Regions from separate parts of the Homo sapiens genome. Here region 1 is linked to region 2. Evidence: chromatin loops called from intact Hi-C (ENCODE). Cell type or tissue: MCF 10A. All regions are shown on one strand. Each heading gives the region's core, and the rest is flanking DNA. Links, peaks and the distances in the headings are about the cores only.

Evidence for each region. Hi-C counts contacts between places; a loop is a spot of excess contacts. Peaks named below come from ENCODE experiments on the same cell type or tissue, not always from the same donor. Only the 100,000 strongest peaks of a DNase experiment are listed, where the experiment ranks them.
Region 1: a loop joins it to region 2, with 2.3 times the contacts of the local background. A loop is called at or near these places in 12 of 110 quality-filtered maps.

What each region holds. Positions count from the first base shown.
Region 1 is chr11:102,046,151-102,049,056 of GRCh38, forward strand. CFAP300 (cilia and flagella associated protein 300) reads left to right here and starts at 1,287. Exons shown (of 7, transcript NM_032930.3): 1 at 1,287-1,430; 2 at 1,665-1,746. The coding sequence starts at 1,321. In MCF 10A, for the core only: no CTCF peak of the experiment used is centred there; a DNase peak (open chromatin) is centred at 1,271.
Region 2 is chr11:102,110,815-102,113,673 of GRCh38, forward strand. YAP1 (Yes1 associated transcriptional regulator) reads left to right here. Exons shown (of 9, transcript NM_001130145.3): 1 at 1-355. The coding sequence starts at 35. Among named protein-coding and RNA genes, the nearest start is that of YAP1-DT, 1.8 kb to the left of the region's middle. In MCF 10A, for the core only: no CTCF peak of the experiment used is centred there; DNase peaks (open chromatin) are centred at 687 and 1,337.

The DNA of each region.
Region 1 (2,906 bases), core at 103-2,602, 65 kb before region 2:
GCTAGACATACTTATGCCATGTAACTGAGCAATTCCAATCCTGGATGTATTTCCAACAGAAATGGTGCATAAGTCCATCTAAAGGCATACACAGGAATGTTCATAGCTGCTTTCATAACAACCTCAAAGAGGAAACAGCCCAAAAGGATAAACTGTAGTATAGTCAAGTAACAGAATACTAAACATCAATGAAAAGGAATAATCTATCTCTCTCTCCCTCTGTTTCTCTTTTTTGTCTTTGTTCCCTGTCTCTTCTTCTGCTAATGCTGTTAAAAAATAATCAAGTTCTTAAGGGCTAGGGGAAAAGGAGAGAAAGCAACGAGATGGAAAAGAACTATCCCTCCATTCTGAAGTCCAAATGCACTGCTATAAGGCAAAAATAAAAACCATAGAAACAGGCCGGGTGCGGTGGCTCAAGCCTGTAATCCCAACACCTTGGGAGGCCGAGGCGGGCGGATCACTCGAGGTCAGGAGTTCGAGACCAGCCTGGCCAACATGGGGAAACCCTGTCTCTACTAAAAATACAAAAACTTAGCCTGTAATCCCAGGTACTCAGGATGCTGAAGCAGGAGAATCACTTGAATCCGGGAGGCGGAGGTTGCAGTGAGCCGAGATCGCGCCACTGCACTCCAGCCTGAGCAACAGAGCGAGACTCCATCTCAAAAAAAAAAAAAAGTAGAAACGAAGATAATTTTCAATAGAAAATAAGAAAAGTGTGTTTTCTATTAAACAGCACGCATACCAGAACAAAAGTGGTCTAAAAAACAAAAATAAATAAACAGCATGTTGTAATGTACTGTGTATGGAAACATTTTTTTTTTTTTTTTGGCCTTCAAGTGTACATTTTAAGGAAAAAAAAAAAAAAACAGATGGTAAAACAGAATAGTTTCCTAAGTAGTCACATAGACATTTGTCTTCCAAAATAGATAAACCTAATTAATTCAGAATAATCTTTTCTTCAGAAACGTTTGAGTCATCAAACGTAGATAACTGTAAATCTGAGGTTATAGCTCTTGAGACTAGAATATTAACCCATGCTGAGTAATTATTATTAAAAGTTAATGTCAACAAGTATCGATTGGCAATTTGTCTCCATCCCCGACCCCTAGTTTCCCTAACCGCCAAGCCCGGGGTTGGGGAGTGGAGTGGCACAAGCTCCTGGGAAAGACAGGCTAACCTCCCTCCCTGCACCCGCGGCGGCAAGGCCGGAACTCCTGGGTCCCTAGAGACGTGTGGCCCCGCCCCCGCAGCGTCGCTCCGACACGACGGCCGCCGCGTCTCCATGGAAACGGCCCAGGCATCCACCCAGCCGAGAGCACGATGGCTACTGGGGAGCTCGGGGACTTGGGTGGCTACTACTTCAGGTTCTTGCCTCAGAAAACCTTCCAGTCTCTGAGCTCTAAGGAGATCACCAGCCGGCTCCGCCAGTGGTGAGGAACCGAGGCACAGGGAGAGAAGAGGCCCTTGGTCTTCGCGGCTGTGGAGGCGCAGGCCGGGCGTCGAGGGGCCCGCGCGGGTCGGCGCCATTCTGAGTGAACCCTGAGGCTTCCTGAGTGAACCCCGAACCACCCGGGAAGGGCGGATGCTGTGGGTGGGATCGGTTATCGGTGCGCTCTGAGAGGGTGCCAGCCCCCAGATGATTTCTTTTTCCTCCTCTGCCCCAGGTCCATGCTGGGCAGAATCAAGGCGCAGGCGTTCGGCTTTGACCAGACCTTTCAGTCCTATCGGAAGGATGATTTCGTTATGGTTAGTATGGGGGTCGGAGAGTTCCCTGGGTCTCTGCGGATTTTTAAACTTCCCCCCAAGTTGGCATAGATTCTTGTGAACACGCTATTCCTTACTGACGTCGTTTTCTTGGCGTTTGGGAGTAATAAAAGGTGCAAATGATTTTTTTAAAGGAACTTTTACGTTTCGAATCAGTCATCATAAATTTGTTTGCCATTTAGTTCATTCTTTCTCTACTTTCAGCATCTTGTATCTTGCCTCGGGGAACTTTGCAGTTCTGGAAGATCGCGCGCTCTCTAGAAGATTAGTTTCTCCCTTTGTTTATTTTTGTTTCATTTTATTTTGTTTTATTTTATTTTATTTACTTATTTTTTGAAACAGGGTCTTTCTCTGTCACCCAGGCTGAATAAAGTGCAGTAGCACCATCTCAGCTCACTGCAGCCTGGACCTCCCGGGCTCAAGCTTCCTGAATAGCTGGGACTACAGGTGCAGGCCACCACGTCCAGCTAATTAAAAAAAATTTTTTTAGAGGCAGAGTCTCACTATGTTACCCAGGCTAGTCTTGAATCCCCGGGCTCCCAAAGTGCTGGGGAGTACAGGCGAGCCACCACCCCCAGCCTCTCTTTTTCAATAGGCACATCTCATTTTAAAATATTTTAAATATTATCACACAGCTTTATCGCCGCTTTATTTACTAGCTCCAAATTACTTTCGATTTTTTTCTCAACATCACACCCACTCTGAGAACTGGGCTTCAGGCTCTACCAACAGTTCCAAATGAGGAATTCCCCCAAAAAAGTATGAAGCCGTAGCACAGTGATTTGAATAAGTCTTTTGACTACTAGAGGTGACTACTTTGAGAGAGGTAAAACTCACTTGAAAGTTTAAGTTTTGGTGTGTTTGTTAAAATTTAGTCCATTATTTTCAATCCTGTTTTTTTTTTCTCCTCAATCAAATGGAAAATACTGTTACAGTTTATGAAGTTATCTTCATTCTCTGCCATTCATGTCCTTCATGCATTGACTGTAGTTTATAGTTTGGCATAACAAACACTTCCTGAGGGCCTATCATGTGCTAGGAATTCCTTCCAGTGCTGGGGATACGAGGAGGAACAAGACAAGAGCCCAGCTGTCAAAGATTGTACGGGCCTTGGCAAGACTACAATAAATGAAAAAACAATC
Region 2 (2,859 bases), core at 2-2,501:
GGTCAGGGGGTGCGCGTCGGGGGAGGCAGAAGCCATGGATCCCGGGCAGCAGCCGCCGCCTCAACCGGCCCCCCAGGGCCAAGGGCAGCCGCCTTCGCAGCCCCCGCAGGGGCAGGGCCCGCCGTCCGGACCCGGGCAACCGGCACCCGCGGCGACCCAGGCGGCGCCGCAGGCACCCCCCGCCGGGCATCAGATCGTGCACGTCCGCGGGGACTCGGAGACCGACCTGGAGGCGCTCTTCAACGCCGTCATGAACCCCAAGACGGCCAACGTGCCCCAGACCGTGCCCATGAGGCTCCGGAAGCTGCCCGACTCCTTCTTCAAGCCGCCGGAGCCCAAATCCCACTCCCGACAGGTAACCTCGTTGCCCCTCTCCCCGTTTCCCCGTCGGGCGGGCCTCAGACCGGGGGGGCGCTCGGGAGCCGCGGCCGCCAGCTCTGGTCAGGGGAGGGGGGTTGCGGGAACTCTAGCTGGGGTGGGGGTCCCGAGGCGAAGTGGAACTGGAGTCGTCCACTCCGCCGCGGTGACCAGCTCCCCACTCCTCCCAGAGTCCGGGGCTGAGATTTGTTTTTCCCTTCTGAGTTTCTCTCTGCGGTTGCAGCCCCGGGGGGCGTGCTTTCCCTCCTTCTTCCTTTCTTTCTTCCCGGGGTTCCCGAGAGGTTGGCGGGAGTGGAGGAGGGGTGGGGAGGAAGGAAGGGGGTGGGGAAAAGTCGGGCCTGGGCCGCGGTGGGCTTGCACAATGCGCGCGCCTCCGCGCGCTCCGCACCTTCGCTCCCGCCGGGCCGGGCTGGGAAAGGGGGAGGGGGGCCTCTGGCATTTGTGTGTGGGTGTGTTGCCAGCGGCGGCCGAGTTTGTGAAGTTGAGCCCTGGGCCCCTTTCCTTTGCGGCCTCTCGGTCCACTTCAGTCTCCTGGGGGAGTCAAATAATTGTTCTCTTGTTTTCCAGTGTTGATTAGAGGTGGGGGTAGAACCGGTCCATTTAGTTTTTTGCTCTTTCTTTCCTTCCCCCCTCCCGTTTCCCCTCCCCCTCCCGTAAGCATTTATTTTCCTCGCGGCTCAGGCGATTTCGGAATACAGGTTTCGGGCTTCCCCTGCCCAGACTTTCCTGGAAGTTGTTTATGGAGTTCTTTCACCCCTGCTCTTCCCTTGTGTGTTGGAACTTGGGCCGGCTTGCTCTTATCAAACTTAGTAGGTCGCGTGTTGGTTTCCCAGTTGTAGACTATTATTTACAGTCGGCTGAAACGCTTTTGAATTAGCCACATCTGTACGTTGCGCAGGAACTGAGTTGCGCTTTACAGTACCGAGGTTTTAACACAAGCCTTTGATAATACACTGCAGGTTGACTCATAGGCCAAGTCCTGCCTAGTTCAACTGTGATTAAAAGTTAATGTTTGGGAAGCGATGACTAATTCTAGGATCGCCATTGCTTTTTAATTCTTATTGCGGATATGAACATGGCTGCTATTCCACATACACAATGTTCGATTATTGTGCCAACTTGATTCAGCATAGAAGTGAAACTGTTTATAATGAGTGTTAACATTCCAATAGGTCCCAGTGGATTTGTTTTGTGTAGGGTTCTCTCTTTTTCTTTCTTTTTTATTTCTTCTTCTTTTTTTTTTTTTTTTTTTTTGAGAACTTGCTTCAGGCTAAACTTCAGCATAGGAACTTTGCCCAAAAGTTAATAGGTTTTCCAAATACTGCAATGTAGTTAGCCCACTCGGGATGTAACTTGAGTGGAAAGAAGAGTTACCGCCCCCACTCCCATTCCCTCTCCTATTTGCAGGCCTGTTGTATAGTCTCCTGTCGGAGACCAAAGGGTTTTGGAACTCAGAAAAAATCACTTAACCTGATGACAAAAACCCGGGTTAAGGAGGAGGAAAGAAGGAAAAACAATTTAGCTGCTTGCCTAAACACTTCAATTTGTCTTAGGTATGCTTTTTTCTCTTACCCCTCGAAGTGGGTTTATGGACTCATTGTGGGTAAATGTATGTTGGCATGCACCCTACAGACTGCACGGTATGTTTTCAAAGTATAATACACATAGATTGGATCCCCCATTTTGTGGCATCAGCCACAAAGAATTACAACTGGGAAGTGTACTTTTTCTTCTAGTAAATAATTTTTACAAGAATTTATATCCAGCAGTTCTAAAATTCATAAACTATTATAGTTTTGTTTGTTTTAAATAAGTTTTTAACTAAGTGTTTTGCATCTGTAAATTCGACTTTTATTTCTCCTAATGATTTCCTAAATCATACTTATTCTGATGGGAAACTCAAAAAGGTGTATCACTTTAAGGCATTAATGACTCTACTGAGTCCTTCCAGTTTCCTTACCTTTGTGAATCTAGGAAATTCTAACTTTTTGATAATCAAACTCTAATGCTAATTAAAAATATTTTAAAAACTATGCAAGATTATGAATAGTACAAATCTAGGTTGTAAATACTATTGTTCACAACACAAACTGGTGACTGTAAGTTCTTTCATATACATCCATTTTTCTATCATGAAAACTATTTTATAAAGGAGAAAACAGGCATATGGAAGTTAAGATACTTGTTCAGTGTCACACTAGCCAACTTAGACTGGAACTCAGATCTTTGGGGTCTGAATGCAGAATTTTTTCTGCTTGTATAGAGTTGTGGATGTGTGTGAGTTCTTAAGTTAAAATTGGACTGATAACATCTTTATCTTCTACATACAAAGATATAGTTGGGTTTTTTTCATCCTGTTCATTGTAGATGGCTTTTAAGAACATTTGGGCAGTTCAAATTTGTTGCTCTCATTAAAATTTGTGTAATTTGTTATGATTTCTTTATTGATGGCATTTTATCATGGTTGGAATAAATGACGAG